Regions from separate parts of the Homo sapiens genome. Here regions 2 and 3 are each linked to region 1. A link is an interaction called in ENCODE POLR2A ChIA-PET data of the cell type or tissue named here. Cell type or tissue: PC-9. All regions are shown on one strand.

Evidence for each region. Peaks named below come from ENCODE experiments on the same cell type or tissue, not always from the same donor. Only the 100,000 strongest peaks of a DNase experiment are listed, where the experiment ranks them.
Region 2: POLR2A ChIA-PET joins it to region 1 with 29 read pairs; 9 of 35 experiments call an interaction of 5 or more read pairs at or near these places.
Region 3: POLR2A ChIA-PET joins it to region 1 with 27 read pairs; 2 of 35 experiments call an interaction of 5 or more read pairs at or near these places.

Annotation. Positions count from the first base shown.
Region 1 is chr17:81,909,857-81,914,856 of GRCh38, forward strand. It overlaps PCYT2 (phosphate cytidylyltransferase 2, ethanolamine), which reads right to left and starts at 1,543. Exons shown (of 13, transcript NM_002861.5): 1 at 1,411-1,543. The coding sequence starts at 1,499. It overlaps SIRT7 (sirtuin 7), which reads right to left. Exons shown (of 10, transcript NM_016538.3): 6 at 4,748-4,846; 7 at 4,438-4,674; 8 at 4,231-4,311; 9 at 3,918-4,024; 10 at 2,083-2,758. The coding sequence ends at 2,560. RefSeq lists silencers at 1,107-1,246, 1,407-1,696, 1,727-1,896. In PC-9, a CTCF peak has its summit at 2,037; DNase peaks (open chromatin) are centred at 795, 1,765 and 3,005; H3K4me3 peaks cover 981 bases; H3K27ac peaks cover 1,325 bases.
Region 2 is chr17:81,719,753-81,724,752 of GRCh38, forward strand. SLC25A10 (solute carrier family 25 member 10) reads left to right here. Exons shown (of 11, transcript NM_012140.5): 10 at 79-135; 11 at 224-1,260. The coding sequence ends at 325. Among named protein-coding and RNA genes, the nearest start is that of SLC25A10, 10 kb to the left of the region's middle. RefSeq lists an enhancer at 2,715-3,256. In PC-9, no CTCF peak of the experiment used is centred here; a DNase peak (open chromatin) is centred at 2,719; H3K27ac peaks cover 1,770 bases.
Region 3 is chr17:81,517,176-81,522,175 of GRCh38, forward strand. It overlaps a transcript of FSCN2 not described here. Among named protein-coding and RNA genes, the nearest start is that of ACTG1, 6.9 kb to the left of the region's middle. RefSeq lists enhancers at 1-371, 1-239, 372-995, 2,690-2,739, 2,750-2,859 and silencers at 1,710-2,259, 2,400-2,559. In PC-9, CTCF peaks have their summits at 2,261 (motif pointing right) and 2,460; a DNase peak (open chromatin) is centred at 2,426; H3K4me3 peaks cover 1,828 bases; H3K27ac peaks cover 1,104 bases.

The DNA.
Region 1 (5,000 bases):
CTGGGTCTAGAGGACTGGTGGGTGCAGGACAGACTGGAGCCCACTGAAAGCTGCAGGGCCACGTGTCCTATCCCCTCACCAAATATCAACTGCCCTGGGCAGTCACTTTAAAATAAGCCGATGTTAACTCTTGGGGTAGGGTTGGATCCTAGACTACCTTGAGACAAGCAAACAGTCCCTGGGGCTAACCCAAAACAAATCCAACCACAAAATAAAACCCTGGGAATCACTGGCCCTGAAAATCCTGTCTCTCCTCCCTTACGGCCTCAAGCTCAGCAGGCTTAACGCTAAGGGTGAACAGCCACTGCCTTGCCACCTGGCTCGAGAGTTTTCATTCACAAATCTAGGTCTGCTAACACGTGAACTCTCAAGCCCAAAGCTACACAGCCCTGCCACCAACTGGGCCTCGCTGCCCTGGCTTCTTCGCCACTTCTTTACAGCAGCGGCCCATCCCCTCAAGTGGACAAAGCTGTCCCTGCCTCTCCAGGGAGAGGTGTGACCCTGGCAGCCCACACAGTGCACAGAGTTGCTCCACTGCACACCACTGCTTCCTCCCAGCACCCCTGCCACAGTGCGCGGAGCCCGGCAGACATGCTGGGTAAAATCTGGCGGGCCCATGTACCCACTGGACAGGCTGGAGGGGAGGAGGGGGCAGAGGCTGGGCCAGGGGAGCACAGTCTGGAATGGGGCTGGGGCCTGGTCAGGGCAAGGTCAAAGTCCACTGACACAAAGCCACATTCCTTTTCCCAGAGGTGACTCGGACACAGAAGACAAGGCCCTGCTTGCTCTCCTGGGAAGGGCTAATCAGATAGAGGCGCTTGCTTCCTGGATTCCATCCGGCAGGCACGTGAAAGGGTCAGAGGTAGCAAATTATCAGTAACGGTCGTCTTCCTTTCACTTGTTGACAACCCGAAACTTTTCTTAAAACAATGCCCTCTGACTGGCCAGGGAAGACCGATCGCATTCTAGCCCCGCGGAGGAGGACCCGGGAGCCCGCGGGCTTCACCGCGGGTCCCGGACAGGCAGGTCGCACCCGATGCCCACCTACAGGGACGCTCGCCCGGAGGCCAGGGGAACCCCTGGACCGGAGCCGGGCAAGCTGGTTGCTGGTGGTTACGGAGAAGCAGGGAGGCCGTGGCTCCAGATCTCAGCGCGGTGGCTGCACCGGAGAGGTCGGCGTGACCGGGCGGGGCCTCCGCCAGAGGTAGACGGGGTCGCCCACGGCAGGGCGCGGAGCCTCTGCAGCCCGACCCTCCCGGCAGGCGAGCCCCGCAGCCTGCCAGCCCCGGCCCATGCCGGACGAGGACGCCACCCAGAACGCGGGCCCGGTCCCCGGGCAACGGCTGGCGCGGCGCCCCGGAAGGAAGCCGGCCCCGGCGCCCCCGCGGCCCGCCCCGGCCCCGCGCTCACCAGCCATCGCACCACACCCTCACGGCGCGCCTGCCCCCCGGGCCCGGCTGCTCTGCGCCGCCTGCAGCCCCGCGCCCGTTCCGGATCATGGCCCCGCAGCGGCGGCGCGGACAGCCTGGCAGCTCCCGGCGACTCCGAGCGCCGCCGCCCGCCCCGCCAGGCGCACGCTCAGCGGCCGTCACGCGGGCCTCACCCGCTGCGCACGGCCAATGGCGTGCGCCGCTCGGCCCGAGCCCCGCCCCCGCCTCCCCCGCCCCGCCTCCCGCCCTCCGCCCCGAGCCCCACCCCCCGAAGGCCGCGCCCCACCGCACCTCCGCGCACGGCCAATGGCGTGAGCCCCTGACAGAGTCCCGCCCCCTCCAAACGCACAGCCAATGGCGTGTGCCGCGCTTTCCGAGCCCCGCCCCCCGACCCACACCTGGCCTCTCCGCACCGCCCACACCTGGCGCTCGGCTGGCGGGGCAGTGCGGCGTGGGGACCGTCCCACCGCCGCCACCTCCGGGAACCTCCACGGGGCGCTGTCCCAACCAGGGGAGTTTTTTTTCTTATTTTTTGGCACAATAATCTACAGTTGTCCCCTGTCCAACCAAGGGAGTTTTAAGCCACGACCGAGCTGCCAGGCGGCAGACCTGAGCCCGGGGAGCCCGCGCCGACCACTCGGGGACACCGGAAGCCAGTGCAGAAACGTTTAATAGAAATAAAAAGGTCTGCATAGAGCCGAGGCTCGGAGCCACCCCTCTGCCGCACATCCAGTACAGAGAGGATTCTATAAAGTTCACACTTTTTCATTAAGTAGTAGTAGAAATACGGTGAGGCCCTGAGACTGGCCTGGTGAGCGAGGAAAGGCCGCTGGGCGCTTCCACTCTGCAGGCCGGGGCTGAAATAACCCGAGTTCCGTTCTCACAGAAAGGTGCGGCTGCCACCTCTTGACACAGAGGCCGGATGGGCAGGTGTCCTCGATGGCCAGGCCGTATCAGGGTACAACCGCAGCAGTGCAAGGGGCTTCCTCAAGGACAAATGGCTAAAAATGTCACGGTGAAAATGTCATCCCCAAAGAGTTCGTTCTCCCTAGACCCGTGGGGGCAACCCAGCCTTCACCGTGACACTGGCCATCTGCAAAGTGCCAACTGTTCTTCATCGAGCACGTGATTACGTCACTTTCTTCCTTTTTGTGCGTTTTGTGCAGCCCCTGCCAAACCAGCCCCCTAGGATGGGGGCCGAGCTAAGCGGTGCACCCCGGTCCCCAGGCGGGGCCTCCTCTCTGCTTCTGCACAGCGACTTCCGACTGTGGCTGCCTTCTTCACCAGCACGCAGGGGAGTCGCCAGTGAGAAAATGGGATCCTGCCACCTGCCAAAAAGGGAAAGCGGCATCAGGCGGGCCTGGGAGCCTCTCGCAGTCACACCTGCCCCAGCTCGGGAAAGCTGTCTGCGGTCCCTGCCTTCCCATCCCCTTCCCTCCCGTGTCAACTGCGGCGGGGCTCTGGTTGGCGGCAGCTTCATTGTTACCAAGCTGCAGAACGGATGTGGGAGAGGTCACCTCTTAGGTGGTGACTCAAAGGTCGGCACCCACACTAGCTCGGTCTCCTCAAAACTCCGTGTCCTTGTCCACCACTGAGCGGCGTGCACACACAGGGTGGGGCAGCAGTGGCCCCAGGGCTGCCTCCGTCTCCAGGGATGAGTCACTAGCAACTCTGGGCCCCACCTTCCACTTGTACCGCTGGGGCAGGTGGACCAGACCCTCTCCCCCTTCCCAGCTGACTAGGGAGGCGTGGCCTACAGACGACCCCGTGAAGAAAGCATGTGTCTGACGGAGATGCAGAACCACAGATCATAACTTAAGATACAGATACGCACTGATAAGGAAAATGAGCTAAGTTAATGTAAAAAAAAAATACAGTACACGATAGCCCACATCACAGAACACCACACACATAACATACAAGAAGTGCCAGGCCCAGAAGGTGAAGGGATCCTTAATTTCTTGAACCCTTTGATTAAAAGAAGTTATTGATTTCCCCTATAAGACCCTGAAAATTCACAGAGAAAGAGAGTGTAAACTTTTTACTCAATACATACACCAAGTCTAAATTATCACAAATTCTGTATTAAGGCACAGTTTGTTTAAGCTTTCCCAAAGTACGCCAACTCCCAAAACCAAGCACACAGATTCTGTCTGACCAGAGCTGCCGAGTGCTCGTCCCCTCCAGATGCTTCCCACCAGGCATCTCGGAGAGCTCCACGGGGAGGCCTGGAGCAGGAGCACGCGGGCAGAATCCCTCTCCCCGCGGGGATTGTGTGTGCCACATCAGCCAGGGCAGGAGTGGCACACGCAGGGTCTCCGCCAACCACCGAGGTCAGGCCCTCTGGAGACCACCACGCTTCAGTCATGCCTCAGGCACCACTGCAAACACCTCAGAGCTTCCTCCACACTCAGCTCACGAGAGAAGACAGACAAGGCCCAGCACACAGAGGTGCGGGGAAGCAGGCTGCTGCAGCGGCTCACTCACCTGCTATAGGCGGGGATCTCCAAGCCCAGCTCGGCCATGAGGAGCCGCATGACGTCATCACACTTCCCATGTAGCTTCAGGGCAGCCCAGTCATCCTTCGGGGTCCACTGAGGACAGGGAAAGCCGAGTGAGAGTAACAGCAGCCCAACCCTTCCCGGTGGCCTGTCAGCCTTGGCCCCTACGGGCTCAGTCGGTGCTCCCTGAGCACCCACGGGGGCCCTATCAGACCGCCCTGGTGCATGGGTGTGGGGTGTCTCTGGCTGTGCGTTCTAAGACCCAGATCTAAGGACGTGGCTCTCAGCACCCGAGTTACCTGCAGGTTCACGATGTAAAGCTTCGGCCGCCGGCTAGGGGGCTTGGTCATGCACCAGAGGCGTGGGTACTTCTTTAGAACCTGTGGAAGCAGACAGACAGACACCGCACACACACAAGGGACAAGTCTGTACAGTGCTGGGCCGCAGAGCTGGACACCCTCGGGCGGGCAGGGGCTCGGTTCACTCATTGTGTCATCGGCACGTACCTTCAGGCTGGACCCTAGACACAGGATGGTGTCTGCTCTGCTGGCAGCCTCGGTCGCCGCTTCCCAGTTCAAAGGCTGCCCCAACGTCCCCCTCTCCCCAAAGTGCACAATGGTGTCCCGCAGCTGGGTCCCACACTTGTGGCAGGTCCGGCCTGTCTGGTGTCTGTGGAGGGCAGTGCGCTCCGTCACATCGAACACCCGCACGTACTCCCTGTTGGGAACGCAGGAGGTACAGACCTAGAGGCAAGAGGGCACAGTGAGTGGGACCCGCCTGCCCATGGAGACCCTGGGTCCCTGCAGGACTGCTCACTTCAATGTACATGTTCCCGTGGAGCTCGGAGATGGCCGTGCGCGGCAGCCCACTCCTCAGGTGGAGCCCGTCACAGTTCTGAGACACCACATGCTGCACCTGGAAGGCAGAACGGGTGGCAAGGGGAGGGATGGCTGCCAGTGGTGGTGGGGAGGTCAGTACCCGGCCACAGCGAGGCTGTTCTGAGCCCCGCCGATGGCTCCCAAAACCAGGGGCAGCTCCGTCCCCCCAGAGAGCCTTAGAAAGTAAAACA
Region 2 (5,000 bases), 190 kb before region 1:
CTGGTGCCTGGGAGGGGATTTTCGTTGCCTTTTGGGTGAGAAGCAGCCTTTTTGATTGTTTCACTGCGTTTTCTGCAGGGCGTTTTCCACTGCGCCGTGGAGACAGCGAAGCTCGGGCCTCTGGCCTTTTACAAGGTGCAGTGGTGGCGGCAGTGGCGGCTTGGGCAATGGGGAGCGGGCCCCTTCGGGCTCTGTGTCTCTCATTTTCCCTGTCTCCCTCCAGGGCCTCGTCCCAGCTGGCATCCGCCTCATCCCCCACACCGTGCTCACTTTTGTGTTTCTGGAACAGCTACGCAAAAACTTTGGCATCAAAGTGCCATCCTGACCAGCCGTGGGAATGGCTGGGCTGCCAGGCCAGACACGCTAGGTTCTTCCAAAGAGTCCCAAGCCCAGCACCTGCTCCTGGGGCCACGACCTCCCTGGCCGTGGCCACCCGTCCTCCGCAGCAGGCCCCTGCTGTCCCCCCACCTGCTGGCTGAGCTCCTCCTGGCCTCGTCCCCTCTCAGCTGTAGCTGCACCACCCCCGCTCTGGCTACCAGGCTCTCCCGGCTGGGCACTGCGTGGCCTTGCCCCTCTCCCGCTGGCAGCTCCTCAGGGGAACAGGGGCTACCAGAGGCTGATTTCTCCCCTCTCCTGGGCCAGGGGAGGGGTATTATCCCTGCCTCCTGCCCCCGATGCCCAAAGCAGCATCTTCCAGCACTTTCCATCGAGGACTTGGGTGGCAGAGTGTGGGTGCAGCCTGGCTGTTGCTCACCCAAGTGCTAGCTCTGCACTTCGTGTCTGCTGAGAGCAACCAGACCTTCCATGTCCTCGGGCAGCTGCAACTCCCCGCGAGACCCCGCAGCTGGGTGGGATGAACAAGCAACGCAGACCACAAGCGAGTGCCTGGGAGGGAGTGGCCCAGGGTGGTTCTGGAGCCATTGTGGGTGAGGGTCGAGGGCCACCGAGGTCCCGCGCACCGCTGCCTGCCCTGCAGTGGCTTTAACAGTTAGTTTTGCCAAAGCCTCTCCACTCACCAGCAGGCGGTCTCTGTCTTCAGGGATTGTGCCTGCGTCCCTCGGGCACCTGGGCCCCCCCGCTTGGCTCCCTGGGGGAATGGCCCAGGCGGGCCGCGGTTCCTCCTTAGGGCCTTCTCCCCGACAAGGAGTCCGACGGGGCGGATGCTGCATCCTCTGCCTCCCTGGTCGCTGGGCTTCACCCCACCTGGGAAGGGCAGTGTGCTCTGTGGGGGCTGCAATCAATAAATGCCGGGAGCTGCCACATCTGTTCCTGCCTGCGCTGCCTGCCCGCTGGCTGCCTTGCTGTCCAGACCAGCAGGACCCCCTGCACCCCCTAAGGAGGACCGGGCCAAGGCCTTTTGGGGAGGAGCCAGGGTCCTCGCTGTGCATTTGGATGAAGGAATTGGGGAAGTAGGAGGAACCAAAACCGGTGTGGGGGGAAGGGAACAAGACGGTGAGGCTGGGGTTGAGGGTCTCAGACACAGGATCTGGCTCTGTCATTCAGACTGGAGTGCAGTGGCACGATCTTGGCTTACTAACCTGGGCCTCCTGGGCTCAAACCAGTCTTCTACCTCAGCCTTCCAAGTAGCTGGTGCTATGGGCGTGCACCATCATACCTGGCTAATTTTTGTATGTTTTTGTAGAGTTGGGGTCTCACAATGTTACCCAGGCTGGTCCCAAACTTCTGAGCTCAGGGGATCTGCCCATTTTGGCCTCCCAAAGATGCCCTTTTTTTTTTTTTTAAGACAGGGTCTTACTGTGTCACTCAGGCTGGAGTGCAGTGGCGCAAACAGCCTGTAGTCCCAGCTACTTGGAAGGCTGCGGTGGGATCCTTTAAGCCTGCAAGTTCGAGGCTGCAGGGAGCTATGATCGCACCACTGCACTCCAGCCTGGGTGACAGAGCGAGACCCCATTTCAAAAAAAGAATGTAATGGTGGGCCGGGTGTGATCTCTCATACTTGTAATCCCAGCACTGTGGGAGGCTGAGGCAAGATCTCTTGAGCCCAGGAATTCGAGACTAGCCTGGACGATATGGTGAGATCTCCATCTGTACAGAAAATTTAAAAATTACCTGAGCGTCATGGCATGCACCTGTAGTCCCAGCTACTTGGGAGGCTGAGGTGGGAGGATCACTTGAGCCCAGGAGATTTAGGCCACGATGAGCCATGATTGCGCCACTGCACTCCAGCCTGGAGAACAGAGCAAGACCCTGTCTCAGAAAAAAAAAAAATCTTTGATATCCTTGAATATCCATTCAGTGCTCAAGTTTCTCTGACTGCCATGTGCATTTTGTGAAGAGCTGGTTTTGTTTGAACTGGGGACCAGTGGGAGCTCTGAGGTTTGTACATGGTACCCAGTGCCCAGGTTGGAAATTCACACCCAGGGAGTGGCTGGGTAGGTTCAGGGGGAAGGCTGCTGCTTCCTGAGAAACCAGGTGGTTCAGAAAGGCAGCTCTAGCCAGCAAATCCCAAAATCTGCAGATGGAGGGACCACATTCTCAGAGCTGCTTTGATGGGAGCCCTGGAGGAAGCGGCCATCATGACAGGGCACCGGGGCCACCCCAGAGGCTGGCATCACCCCCAGCCCCTCCCTGCAGTCAGCCCCACTGGGACAGTGCCAGTCAGGGGATGAAAGTGCCCAGTCTGGTTTGGCAGGGCCAGGCCTGGCAGTGGGCCACCACAGGGCAGGGTGCAGAGGGTGGGGTGGGAGAGGAGGCCAGTGGGCAGGGCTCCTTACCCACCCTCCACAGAAGCCACAGCTCCCCAGGTCCAGGGCACAGGCCCAGGGTGGGGGTAGGTCAGAGGGGATGTCAGTCCTGTGGTTTCATGGCCCTTAACCCACAGGCCCTGCAGGCCACCTGGTCCGAAGGCCAGAAGCCAGTCAGTTTCACGCTTGGGGGCCAGGGAGAGATCTGGACCCTGCTGAGTCAGCATTTCAGCAGTCACCTGCTGAGTCAGCAGTCATTTCCGTGCTTTTTTTTTTTTTTTTTTTTTTCTCTCCTTTTGGATGGATTTTTGCTCTGTCACCCAGGCTGGAGTGCAGTGGTGAGGTCTCAGCTCACTGCAACCTCCACCTACCAGGTTCAAGCGATTTTCGTGCCTCAGCCTCATGAGTAGCTGGGACTACAGGTGCACATCACCAAGCCTGGCTCCTTTTTGTATTTTTAGTAGAGACGAGGTTTCACCATGTTGGCCAGGCTGGTCTCAAACTCCTGACCTCAAGTGATCCACCCCCTTCAGCCTCCCAAAAGTTCTGGGATTACAGGCATGAGCCGCCGCATCCAGCCTCCATGCATTTTTTTAAGTGACTTCATAGTTTACAAAAAGTTACACAATAATCATTTATTGTCAAGAAATTTCAACAAGGATGCCAAGACAATTCAGTGGGGAAAGAAAAGTCTATTCGCCTGGCGTGGGGGCTCACACCTGTAATCCCAGCACTTTGGGAGGCCGAGGCGGGTGGATCATCTGAGGTCAGGCCAACATGGTGAAACCCCATCTCTGCTAAAAATACCAAAAAATTACCGAGGCATGGTGGAGCACACCAGTCCCAGCTACTCGGCAGGCTGAGGCAGGAGAATCGCTTGAACCCGGGAGGCAGAGGTTGCAGTGAGCCAAGATTGCACCACTGCACTCCAGCCTAAGCTAGAAGAGCAAAACTGTCTCAACAACAACAACAAAAAAACTTCTGTGCTTTAAAGGACACTATCAGGAAAGCGGGAGACAGCCCGCATAATGGGAGGAAATCTCTGTAAATCGTATCAGATAAGGGACTACAGTCTAGAACATATAAGAAAACTCTTACAAGAAAGAAAGTTGTTAATGGCACAGGATGGGAAAGAAGGTATACAAATGGCCAATAAACACAGGAGACACCACTCGGCATTATCAGTTGTTAAGGAAATGCAAATCCAAACCACCACAGATGCGGCAGCATCCACTAGGCTAAAATCAAAAGGACAGAAACTGAGCAAGTGTTGGTGAAGCTGTGGAGAAATGAGAACCATCCAGCGCTACTGGGAATGGAGGGTGGTGTGGCCGCTGTGGAATAGAGTCTGGCAGTTCTTCAAAGTGTTAAACACAGTTACCATCTAACCCAGTAATTCCACGCCTCTGTACGTACCCAGGAGGAAAGAAAACATGTATTTATAGAAACTTGGACACAAATGGAGATGGGCGTGGTGGTGCGTGCCTGTAGTCCCAGCTACCCAGGAGTCTAAGGTGGAAAGATCACTTGAGCCCCGTAGTTCAAGACTAGCCTGGGCAAGTTAGTGAAACTCCATCTCTACGAAAATTTTTAAGTATTAGCCAGGTGTGGTAGCGCACGCCTGTGGTCCCAGCTGTTCGGGAGGCTGAGGTGGGAGGATCACTTGAGCCCAGGAGGTGGAGGCTGCAGTGGGCTGAAATTGTACCACTGCACTCCAGCCTGGGCAACAGAGTGAGACCCTGTCTCAATAAACAAAGAAGCAAAATGAAAATGTAGGGCCGGGTGCGGCGGCTCACACCTGTAATCCCAGCATTTTGGGAGCCTGAAGCGGGAGAATACTGAGGTTAGAAGTTCAAGACCAGCCTGACCAACGTGGTGAAACCTTGTCTCTACTAAAAATACAAAAAATTAGCCGAGTGTGGTAGTAGGCACCTGTAACCCCAGCTAAGGTTGAGGCAGGAGAATCGCTTGAACCCGGGAGGTGGAGGTTGCAGTGAGCTGAGATCGCATCACTGCAGTTTAGCCTGGGTGACAGTGCGAGACTCCGTCTCCAAAAAAAAAAAAAAGAAAAGAAATGTAGCATTTAGGAGCACATACTGAGGTGGTAAAACAAAAAAGGGGAAACAGTCCCCATAAAGTCAGAAGGGTGTGGGTTGGGAAACCTGTAACTGGGAGGTGGCACCAGTGGCTTCTGGAAGCTTCTGGAACACTGGTTCTGCTCCCCACTATGGCCTGAGCGTCTGCCTTATCATCAATCACTTGGCTCTCCATATTTTCTTTTTTTTTTTTTTTTTT
Region 3 (5,000 bases), 390 kb before region 1:
CTCCAGGCCTTCTGGAGACAGGATCCCTGTTGCAGTTTACCTGAGGCTCCCCATCCCCGCTGTGAGCAGGAACCAAGGAGGCCCCTGGAAGAGCCCTGAGCTGGGAGTCGGACACCTGGGTTCTGGGCCCGGCTCAGCCCTGTGCCTGCCACGTGACCTCTCTGTACCCCAGTTCCTGTCAAAAAAGAGGAGAGGGCTCTGCGATGTGAGATGTGTGGCCCATCAGGGGCTCTGAGGCTGCTTGCCCTCCCGTGTGGACAGGAAGTCTGGGGACAGGAGGCCGTCAGGTGGCCCAGCAAACCCCCCAGGCGTCTTGCCTGACACCCAGGGGCTCAGTTTTCGGTGATGAGTAAGACGTGCTCAGTGCCTCTGTGTGTCGTGTGTGAGACCTGAGACCAGGGTGCCTGCTCCTCCCTCTGTTCCCAAGGGCATAGCCCCAGGCCCGTTTGTGACCCTCCACTGGGCCCGAGAAGAAGGCTCCTTTCCCCAGGCCTCATTCCCCTGTGGCCTCCCAGAGCCGCACGGAGTGGGGAGGGTCTGCTCTCCACCTGGCCATTGTGGACCCCACCCCAGGAGCTCCGGCCGCCCCCCCCCCCTCCAGTCCCACTCCTTCCTCCCCAGAGGCAGCGAGGCCTGAAGTTTGTGTTTCCCCTCAGGGTGGTTCTTAGCTGCGGTCACAGATTGCAGGGGAGGAGCCAGAAACGGAGATGAAACCGAGGAGCCCCCACCCTCTTCACAGGGCTAAAGCCAGAAACCACCGTCCCAGGCCACAGCCTGCCTCATGTGGCCATGCCTGCTCCCTGGCAGTGCGCGTCCTGCAACCCTTCCCACCCCAGGGCCTCGGCTTCCGCAATGAATCCCCATGTTTCAAATCCCCGCTGCTCCCAAGGCTACCTGCTGCCTCGGGGTAGAATCTAAGCCCCTTCCCCTGGTGCTGGAGGCCCACAGAGTGGGCGCTGCCTGTCCCTCCACTCCTTCAGCGCCCTGACCACCGTCTGGCTGTTCCTTTGCCCCCAAAGCTGTCCCACTGGCTGCCTCCTCCTGGCATGCCCCCATGCCACCCACGACCTCCCATCAACTCCTATTGATTATTAGCTTCTTTCACCCACTCTCTGCCCTAGAGCATTGGTTCTTGGGGCACAGCATCCTTGTCCTCCACAGTGAAGCTGGTGCCCCTGTACCTGGCATAGCCCCTGTACCTGGCATAGCCCCTGTACCTGGCATAGCACCTGCCCAGCAGCTGCTCGTGCAGGAAGCCCAAGTAGGGGTGGAATAGAGAGGGAGGAGTTCCCAGCCCTGGAGGAGGGAGCGCAGAGGAAGGCTAGGCCGATTCGCAGCTGCCTCCTATCTCAAAAACGTGGAAGGGGCTATAACTCTAGGGCTGGGAGGGAGGGGAGTCGTTTTCGCTGACTCTCCGCACGGACCCTCTCCTGCCCGCTAGCTGGTCAGCTCCTCCAGCTCTCCCCGCGGCAGCAGGCCGGGGAGCAGATGTCTTGTCCAGTGTGCGCGGGGCACCGAGGTAGGGAAAGCCTGTTTAACCCGTCCCGCCCCTCCTGCTCTGGCCAGCAGCTCGCCCAAGCAGCTCTGCAGAGCGACTAGGTCAGGGCCTCTCCAGGTGTCTCCACTCGAGGGACGGCTGGCGCCACGCGGAAAAGGGGAAGCGGGTCAGGGCGGGACAAGGGCAAGAGGTTACTGCTCTGGGCGCTGTGTCCTAAGGGCTGCCTCTTGTCTGCGGAGAATGGAGGGTGCCGGGGGTCAAGCCCGGACTCTGTCAGGGTACCCGAGTCTTAGCCACGCCATCCTTCCCCAGCGCGCCGCGGGGGCGGGCACAGCAGGGCGGGCGTGGCTGGGAGACCGGCTGTGCCTCGCCGCCCCGCCCGTCCCAGGCCGGGAAGCTGGGACTTGAGCTGGTCTGCATTCGGGCAAGGTGAGCCCCGGGATGTTTCTCAGGCAGGGCCCAGGGCTGCACGCCCTAACTTGGTGCGGGGTCGCGGCGGTCCAGCCCGGCTGCACGTGGTCGCGCGCTCCTTGCAGCTCCCAGCCCGCCGGCCCGCGCTCCTGCGCCCCCTCCCCACGCAGTCGACCTCTCCTGACCGCCAGGTGCACGCAGGGCGCGGGCCTGGGCCTCAGCTCCGCGCACTCCCCCCGGGACGCGGCACCGGGGCTTCGGGTGGGCCCAGGACCCGCACTCAGCACGCACTTCCCCCGCCGAGCACTGTCTGGCAGCGGGGACGCACCCCCAGGACCACGAGCTCGGAGGCCTGGGGCCGGGAGATGGCGCCCGTGGAGTGGGTCCCGCGAGAAGGCCGGGAATGGCGGGCCGCTGTCGTTCCCACCTGGGCCGCCAGGTGGGTGCCGCTATCGCCGCGAGGCCGCACCTGTCGCGCTGCCGGAGCCCGCGCCTGCCCAGGAGCGCCAGGAGGGACCCCCGCTCCTCCCTCCGCCACTGGGCGGGGCCGGTCGCTGAGTCACGGCCGCACACCGGACGGTGACAGAGGCAGGGCTGCCTGGGGAGGGGCCGGTGACCTCAGTCAGGGCTGACGCGGAAAAGTGGGATGGGGTCACCCGTGGCAGTGGATGAGGGGGTGGCCCGGGCCTCCACTCACTGCCCACGCTAGATGTCCGGGGTCCCTCCTGCGACCGAGGACAGGAGGCACCCACAGAGGACCCCAACACGAGGACCCTGGCCCTGGGTGCGGGGCGTTTTTCCCGCACTCTGCTCCCCTAGCAGATGGCCCCTGCTAAGCACCAGCTCCCAGAAAAGGAAAGGAAGGGGCTGAGAGGCTGGATCGAGGCAACCCAGCAGGAAAAGGTGGCTCCAGGGCTGGAGGGGTGGGACTCAGAGATCTCACTACATACACCTGCTGGGGACAGAGGCTTCTCCGGCCTTCCCAGGGCTGGGCCAGGCCGTGGCAGGGGCCGCCCCAGACCTGTGTCCCAAGGGGCCAGGTTGTTTGCGGCTGGGCTGGCTCCGGGAAAGTCAGAGGGGGCACTGCCGGACAGGGGATGTCCAGTGCCACACCAGGGCGGTCACACTTCCTCCTGGGGCCGTGGGGACACAGGAAGGCCTAGGGGAGGGGTGGGGGGAGAACACACTCAGGAGGTGACCCTGAAGGTGGAGAGGCCCGAGCTGGGGTCACACCATGCCCAGGGAAGGATCATGGTTGGCCCAACCCATGTGTCCACTTGGTCTGTGGGAGGGAATCACCCTGGGGAGCCCCCTATGCCTGGCCCCCACCCACACACACCTTGGGCTCTCTTGAAGGTTAACTGTGCCCAGCACCTTGACAAGCCCCATTTCCTCCAGTCCTTAGGACAAGGCATCCTTTGGGGGCGTCACCAAGCTGGGAAGGTGAGCCCCCGAGTCAGTGTTGAGTTTGCGTATCGGCAAGTGCCTTGAGCTCACACCCCTGGAACTGGCAGTTTGGTGAGAGATGGAATTTCAAGTTGAGAACTGGCCTGGGATTTTGAACGCTTAGTCCCTGTCTCTTGCTGGCACTGCTGCTGATGAGAAATGAATGTCACTGGATTCCTGATCCAGAGTCCAGGTGTTGTGTTTCTCTAAGAGCCTTCAGGCTTTTCCTTGCTGATCTAAAACTGCTTCATGTCCCTGGTGATGCTTTTGCATTCATTATCTTGGCTACTTCCTAGGCCCTGTTCTTGCTAATTTGCTTGTATTATTTCTTTTACAATTTCTTTCTTTTGTTTTCTGTTCTTCTGTTTTGGGATTTCTGTTAATTGGGCATTATACCTTCTGGATTTATTCTCTAATATTCTAGTTTTTTTCTTCTGTCTACTTTTTTAAACCTTCTGGGATATTTCCTTGACTTCTAACCCTTCAGCGGAGTTTTTCATTTTATTTATTATAGTTTTTAACCTTTTGGTTTTGAAATTTTTTTTTCTTTTTTTGAGACAGAGTTTCACTCTTGTTGCCCAGGCTGGAGTGCAATGGTGCGATCTTGGCCCACCGCAACCTCTCCCTCCCAGGTTCAAGCGATTCTCCTGCCTCAGCCTCCCTAGTAGCTGGGATTACAGGCATGTGCCACCACGCCTGGCTAATTTTTGTATCTTTAGTAGAGACAGGGTTTCTCCATGTTGGTCAGGCTGGTCTCAAACTCCCGACCTCAGGTGATCCACCCGCCTTGGCCTCCCAGAGTCCTGGGATTACAGGCATAAGCCAAGCCCAGCTTTTTTTTTTTTTTTTTTGAGACAAGGTCTTATTCTGTCATCCAGGTTAGAGTGCATTGGTGCCATCTCAGTTCACTGTAACCTCGACCTCCCAGGCTCAAGCAAACTTCCCACCTCAGCCCTCTCCATCCCCCAGCAGCCAGGACTACAGGTGTATGCCACCATGCCTGGCTAATGTTTGTATTTGTAGTAGAAATAGGGTTTTGCCATGTTACCCAAGCTGGTCTTGAACTCCTGGGTTCCAGCAGTCCACCCGACTTGGCCTCCCAAAATGCTGGGATTACAAATGTGAGCCACCACACCCAGCCTTTGTTTTGAAATTTCAAACTTACCTCGTTTTAAACATCTTGACACATTTGCTTATCATTCTCCTTCTATTTCTGAGCCCTTTGGAAGCAGGTTTCAGGCATGATGCCCTTACTATTTTAGGGTGTGTTTCCTAAGAACAAGGATGTTTTCTTCTATAACCACAGAACAGTGATCAAAATCAGGCAACATCAGTATCACACTGTTTATCCAATTGACAGGCAATGATGGCGTGGATCATACAACTTCGGTAATGACACTTGTCCCAGAAATGTCCTCCGTAGTGTGTTTTCCTCATCTAATCCAAAATCACGTTATAACGTTTTGTTGTCATAAACTTTTTTTTTTGAAACGGAGTCTCACTCTGCACTCTGTTGCCCAGGCTGGAGTAGAGTGGCACGATCTCGGCTCACTGCAACCTCCGTCTCCTGGGTTCAAGCAATTCTCCTGCCTCAGTCTCCTGAGTAGCTGGGATTACAGGCGTGGACCACCACACCCAGCTATTT